Linked DNA regions of Homo sapiens: region 1 is linked to region 2. A link is a contact called in ENCODE Hi-C data. All regions are on one chromosome and are shown on one strand. Each heading gives the region's core, a stretch centred on a gene start or an enhancer-like site at or near the end of the contact. The rest is flanking DNA. Distances are from core to core; before and after follow the strand shown.

Region 1 (3,423 bases), core at 859-3,358, 2.7 Mb after region 2:
TTCGAGACCAGGCTGAACAACATAGTAAAACACCATCTCTACTAAAAATACAAAAAAAAAAAAAACAGCTGGGTGTGGTGGCGGGCACCTGTAGTCCCAGCTACTAGGGAGGGTGAGGCGAGAGAATCACTTGAACCCAGGAGGCAGAGGTTGCAGTGAGCCGAGATCGCGCCACTGCACTCCAGCCTGGGCAACAGAGCAACACTCTGTCTCAAAAAACAAACAAACAAACAAAAAAAGTCTGTTCATCTCTTAGAAGGAATTAGAAATGAAAAAATGTACTACAGAACCAAGAGGGGAGAATATGGCAGATGGTGAATGCAGGGAAGCAACTCATATCTCAGAGGCTGATGCAGACAGAGCAATGAACATGACTTCGGTGGCACCTCACTTACTAAGGATAGATCCTCAGTGTGGATATGATTTTTACCCCCACTTAACATACAAAAAACCTAAGGATTGAGAAAAAGGAAAGTGGCTTGCTCATAGAAGGTAGGAGCTGAGGCAAAACTCCTTCCAGGGGCTCACACAAAAATCAAATGATTCAGCCCTGAGTGAAAGGGCACACAGATGCTTAGGGGCCCCCAGTAAAAAGATGAATGCCCACCTGCTCTCATCCACACAGCACTCACAACAGGGTCAGCTGCCATTGTCCCAGAAAGGATAGGCTGCCGCTGCTCCATCGCCTGTTGGGAAGAGTGGCGTGCCAACAATTCTTGAATATTCCTAGTTATCTTGGAAGGAGTCCATAACTCTCAAACCCAAATTAAAGCTCATTTCTCTTTATTTTTTTAAAAAATTGACCTTTTGATATCAAACAATGGTGGGTCTTCACAACCTGAGAAATTTTGAAATCACTCTTCTGTGTTACTGGTTAATCAGCTTAATTCCAGAGAAATTTACATAAGACATAAAGCAAACAATAAATTGGTGATGACAGTGTCACATTTTAATCAATGAAGTTATATTTTCCGAACTTTAGTGGATCCAATCAAGTATCTTTCCATAAAATAAAAACATTCCCTAATATATCTTCTTCTGTAAATCTAGATTCTCTTATATTAAGCTTGCTTGAGGCACAGCATACTAAAATTAATTAAAACGAATTTTAAGGAACCAAGAATCTTTAAGAGAAAGACAGAGCAATTTTTGGTCATTCTTCTTGCTTGAGGAAGTATAGAACTAGCCCCAATAAGGTTCAACTCTCAGAAGCTGATGAGTTGACGCTGTTTACCTCGTGAAAAGAATGTTGTAAATAATCTGTATTATTTCAGTTATTAGTAAGGTAAGTCGCTGTTTGGTCCACATAAAGGAAAATAAAGTTCACAATTGTTTCATCCAACTCCGGGGATAAAAATCAAGGCCAAAGATAAACCCACTGCATCCTTTGCAGTGGGATGGACAAGCCTTGTCACAGAAGGGGAAAAAGAATGACGAAAGGCAAGACAGTGGAGCAAGTGAGGACACGCTTCACCGAGCCAGATCTCCACTCCTCCCAGGGTATCCACAGGGACAAGTCACACCTGGCAGAAAGCTAAGTCACTCAGCTAGAAACAGGCCCAGGGAATTCAACAGAAGGCTGAAGAGCCACTGCTTATGGAAATAAAGCCCCTCCTGTAAAGAACTGCATGGCTTTTCCCTCCCAACCCCAAACCCATCCCACATCTGGCTTTTGTTGTGTGAATCATAAACTGCCCTTTCTTCACCACAGTGATTCATGCACAGAAGCGGAGGTACCCTGAGCCGTCCCACCTTGGAACACTAGTTCGTTCCCCTCCAGCCTGGAAAATCAGCATCACCTCTGACAGGCTGGTTTCTCCACCAGGCTCCATCCCGCCCACCTCCCCCCTCCCTGCTCCGGGGCTTGGAACCCAGACCCCCTCCCCCCGTGGCCCCATCACCTCCACCACCAGCTCCCCAATTCCAGACCAAGCTGTGATCGCCCTGCCCCGCTGGCACTCGCTTGGGTCTGACAGCCACAGCCAAACCACTTACGTTTTTGCCAGAGCATGGCCTGTGACAGGATGTTGCCTTTTCTCTTTGAAGCCGACAGTTTGGCTTCTTTAATGTGAGACCGGGGTGTGTTTTCCTCCAGTGGAGCCACCGCTTGAGCTGAGGCTGTTTCCTGGGCTTTTTAAAGGCCTGGGTTCCCGCTGCGTGGGCCGCGTCATCACATCCTCCCACCTCAGGCACCGGTGCAACGTTTCTGCAGCCAGGCCGCCTGTCACCCCACTGTGCGCGCCCCAGCGGCCCCGGCCCAGAGCGCTCCACACTCGGAGCTAGCCAGCTGGGACAGAGCAACAGCGCAGCGCGGGCAGCCACAGCCTGCACCGGCCCCGCGGGGACCTGCTGTGTGTGGGTGTGAAGGTGGTGTGGGGCAAGCTGTGGGAACCCCGTGTCAAGCCCTCCCCAGGCCAGTGATGAGCCCAAAAGCTCCTCTGGAAAACGTTGATCTTTGCACGGCGCCCATGCAGGCTTCCAGGCCACCAGGGCATGGGCAGGACTCAGCCCGCCATGGGCGCCTGCTCAGCGGGAAATGCGATTCCCAGGGGTCACTGGTTCTCAACTGGGAGGAAACACCTGTCATCTCTTCAAGCCTCAGTAAACAACCTCCTCATTCTTTCAATATTGCTTTTCTGTTTATTCCATTTTGAAACACAGTAGCCCCTCCCCTCGCCCCCAGCCACCCCCAAAATGGCAAGGCTTAATCATGCTGAAATATGGGGGCGCTGGCTCTGATGTCGGCTATGCCCACGGAAAAAGAGGCCAACCCTCAAGGAAGGAAGGAGAACATGCCCGTGCTCTTTGACTGGATCTGGGCTTGTAGGCACAAGATGAACAGAGCCTCTTTGCGAGTGCCCACCCACTGATAACAGGAAGCTTCTTTAAGTAAGTCATGGGCTCACCATCTGGAAGTGTAGATGGTGTTGGCTACCGGTTCCTTCACAGTTTGGAAGCCTTCTGCCACTGCATATCTGAGGTCCACATGCTCAGGCTCCAGGGACTCAGTCAGTTTGGGGTCAAGACCCCTTGGCACACCCCCTAGAGCAGGTGTGGGGCCTTGCTGCTCTGCCATCCATACTGCCTCAGAGCCATCTTGCACCACCTAGACCTGATCATGCTATCCCCTAGCCTACAAAGCATTCACCTTCTCCCTTCAGCCACAGAGCTGGAGGCCTAGAAGGCCTCCCACAATCGAGCCGTTGCCTTCCTTTCCAGCCTCACCACCAACTGCCCTCCTACCACTGGTCCCAGTGCCCTCTAAGCACCACCAAACACCCATGCAATTCCCTGCCTTTGACCTTGCCGTCCTCTCTTGCCGGAAGGACAAACCCCCAGCCCAGAGAATACTTGTTCGTCTTCTCAGATCTTAGAGCACTTTGTTCATTATGTGATGGTGAATTGTCACATGACTCTGACAGT
Region 2 (3,608 bases), core at 452-2,951:
AACCCCCTGGTTGCCTGAGTCCCTGGCAACCACAAGTCTACTTTCTCTATTATTTTGACAACTCTAAGTTTCTCATATAAATAGAACCATATATAGTATTTGTCCTTTTGTGACTGGCTTATTTCACTTAGCTTAATATTCTTAAAGTTTATCCACGTTGTGGCATGTGTCAGAAATTCCTTCTTTATGAAGGCTGAATAATATTCCATTTTAGGTACATATTATGTTTTGTTTACTCATTCATCAGTTGATAGACACCTGGGTTGCTTCCACATTTTAGCTATAGTGCTGTGGTGAACACGGTATGCAAATATCTGAGACCCTGCTTTCGATTATTTTGGCTATGCATACCCAGAAGTGAAATTGCTGGCTCACGTGGAGTTCTATTTTTAATTTTTTGAGGATGTATATACACTTTCATGTAATCACTCCTTATTGAGCTTTACTGTCTACCACATCTAGTGTTCCTGAGTGTGGAAATTCTCTTGTTCACCTCCTGTCCTCACTCCCTTCCAATAAGCCATGTCTTGTTTGGAGGATGGGCATAGAGTTGAGAGTAGTGATCTGGATATGTGGGGTTGGAAAGGAAATTTGAGAGCCCAAAATTCTGCCTGTGAACTTTGAACTCAATTTTCCAATCTCCTTTGCTACAGCTAAGCTCTCCCACCCACATCCGGTGTTTTCCTGGAGGCTGTAGGTAAATGTGTCAAAAAATTCAATTCATTGAAAGCCAGTTCACTTAAATGTCCAACTTGCAATAACTTTTCTATTACCTCCTTTTTTTTTTTTTTTTGACGGAGTTTCACTCTTTCACCCAGGCTGTGGTGAAGTGGGGCGATCTTGGCTCACTATAACCTCCGCCCCCGGGGTTCAAGCGATTCTCCTGCCTCAGCCTCCCAAGTAGCTAGGATTATAGGTGTGCACCACCACGCCTGGCTAATTTTTGTATTTTTAGCAGAGACAGGGCATCACCATATTGGCCAGGCTGGTCTCGACCTCCTGACCTCAGGTGATCCACCCACCTCGACCTCCCAAATTGCTGGAATTACAGGCGTGAGCCACCGTGCCCGGCCTCTATTACCTACCTCCTTACGTTTAGTTATCATTTTGTCTCCATAAAAGCATTTTAAGGCAAATTCAATTTGATTCCGTTCCAGTTTCCTTGCTGTTGCAGCTAGAGTCTGAGGGGCCCAGAGGAAAAGGAAAACCCAGAGGGGCATAAGAAGAATATAGAATATTCATTTTTATTCCTGAGGAAGTACAACCACCATGGATGGAAATCAGAAGTCACTAACTAGCTGTTTACTTCTGGGCAAATCTTTTGGCTCGTTGGCCCGAAAAGTGCAAAACGAGGGTCACAATTTTCATTCACAGATTGTATGTGTTTACACACATACTCACGAACGCTTAGCAAAGTTGAACCTGGAGCAAATGTGTTAATAGCCCTTAAAGGGTCAGTGTATGACGTCACCATAGTAACAACAACAGTGCGCATGCGTTTTTTTTTAAAGAGCCGGCGTGCTCCCGGCTCGGCTCAGCTCGCCCCCTTCCGTGGAGTGCTGCGCCCCCGTTTCCCCAGGCTGCCCCTCCCAGCAGGAGCCAATTCGCCAATCACAGCCCTCCTTTTCCTGACGTCATTGGCGCGTGCCCCGGTTTCAAAAGCTCGGGGGCGGGCTTCTGAGTTCGCGCATGCGCCTCTGTGCGTTTGTCCCATGCTGGTTCCGTGAGTCTGGCCTTAGGTGTCTCGTGTCTGGGGTTGATCCGAGCTGTCGCCGCCGCCGCCGCAATGGGCAAAACGGCCAACTCTCCGGGTTCGGGAGCCCGACCCGACCCGGTGCGGAGCTTCAATCGCTGGAAGAAAAAACACAGCCATAGGCAGAACAAAAAGAAGCAGTTGAGGAAGCAACTGAAGAAACCCGAATGGCAGGTCGAGCGCGAGAGTATCAGCCGCCTCATGCAGAACTATGAAAAGGTGAGGCCGGCGCTGGGGAGGGGGCTCGGGCCGGCCAGCAGCGGGGCAGCGTCTCACTGCGGCGAGGAGTTGCAGAGTGGAGGCGGCGGATCTGTCACCGGGACCCGGCCGGGAATGAGAGGTCACGCCGGGTGCCACAGCTCAAACCTCTGCACCGTTCTGGCCACTCTTCTGCTTGCCACACTGTTCCTAAAAAAATAATAGAAATGCGGCCGTACCTAAGGGTAGGGAGACTAATGCTGTAATAGCTACAGTCATATTCATATTAATAATACTGATGACAATAGTGGTAATAATGACACCTACATTTTTAAGCACTCACCATGTGCTTACAGTAATTGTTTGACTTGATCTGAGGTATGGATATTAATAATCCTATTTAACAGATGAGATAATTGAGGTTCTAAGAGGAATGAAACTTGTCCGAATCTTTCACGCTTAGTAGGTGGTGTGGAATTGGAAGCTAGATCCATGTCTTTCTAATCCCAAAGCCTTTGCTTTTAACCATGAAGCCAGACTGCATCCCTCAACATCATCTATGCTCCTTCCTGTGGCCACCTCATTTTCTCCACAGGCTTCATGTCCCCATCCAAGAATTGGCCTAGAAAAGCTGGACCGCTGGTCTGTTTCTGTCACCTATCATCCCCACATTGTAGCTGGTGTTCCCAGATGAGTATACCTGTAATGATCACTTTGACCTCCTGACTTCTTCCCCCAACCTCCAGACTCCACAGGTCTGTCAATTCCTCTTTTCCCTTTCCCTAAATCCCATGTTTGTTGGTCTTCACCCACATCTTTCAGCTTCTCAGCCCCCTTCTAGTGCAGTACAATCAGGGATTTAACAGATGGAACATTCTTGTAACTAAGGTTGCCATTGTAACAAATTACCACAAACTTGGCGGCTTAAAACAACAGAGATCTTGAGGTCAGGAGTTCGAGACCAGCCTGACCAACATGGTGAAACCCCGCCTCTACTAAAAATACAAAAAAATTAGCTGGGCCTAGTGGTGGGTGCCTGTAATCCCAGCTACTCGGGAGGCTGAGGCAAGAGAATCGCTTGAACCCGGGAGGCAGAGGTTGCAGTGAGCCCAGATCGCACCATTGCACTCCAGACTGGGTGACATGAGTGAGACTCTGTCTTAAACAAACAAACAAAAAAGCCCAGCAACAACAGAGATTTACCTTGTCACAGTTCTGGAGGCCATACGTCTGAAATCAGTTTCACTGGGCCAAAATCAAGGTGTCAGCAGGGACTTGCTCCCTCCAGAGGTTCTAGGGGAGAATCTGTTTCCTGCCTCTTGTAGCTTCTGGTGGCTGCTGGCATTCCTTGGCCTGTGGCTGCATAACTCCAGTCTCTGCCTTCTCCTGTGTCAGTCTATCTCTGTTCCTCTGTTATAAGGGCGCTTACGATTGCGTTTAGGGCCTACACAGATAATCCAGGATAATCACCCCATCCCAAGATCTTTAATTTAATCACATCTGAAAAGTCACTTTTGCCATGTAAGGTAACATTCATCCCTTCCAGAAGTTAATACATGGACATGAGTTGGGATCATTTTCAGCACCACATCCTAGCTCCACCATCTCAGCAGACCGTAGAGCTAGAAACCTAGGAGCAGTCTTAGCTACTTCTCTC

The links. Hi-C counts contacts between places; a loop is a spot of excess contacts on that map. Pooled maps may share reads with other maps.
Region 1: a map with no recorded cell type shows a loop between it and region 2 (6-fold over the local background). The contact joins the promoter of POU2AF1 here to the promoter of DDX10 in region 2. A Hi-C loop is called at or near these places in 2 of 37 single-sample maps with no recorded cell type and 5 of 50 pooled maps.

What each region holds. Positions count from the first base shown.
Region 1 is chr11:111,377,167-111,380,589 of GRCh38, forward strand. It overlaps POU2AF1 (POU class 2 homeobox associating factor 1), which reads right to left and starts at 2,109. Exons shown (of 5, transcript NM_006235.3): 1 at 1,996-2,109. The coding sequence starts at 2,011. RefSeq lists enhancers at 2,036-2,085, 2,736-2,825, 3,046-3,265.
Region 2 is chr11:108,663,368-108,666,975 of GRCh38, forward strand. DDX10 (DEAD-box helicase 10) reads left to right here and starts at 1,702. Exons shown (of 18, transcript NM_004398.4): 1 at 1,702-1,972. The coding sequence starts at 1,787.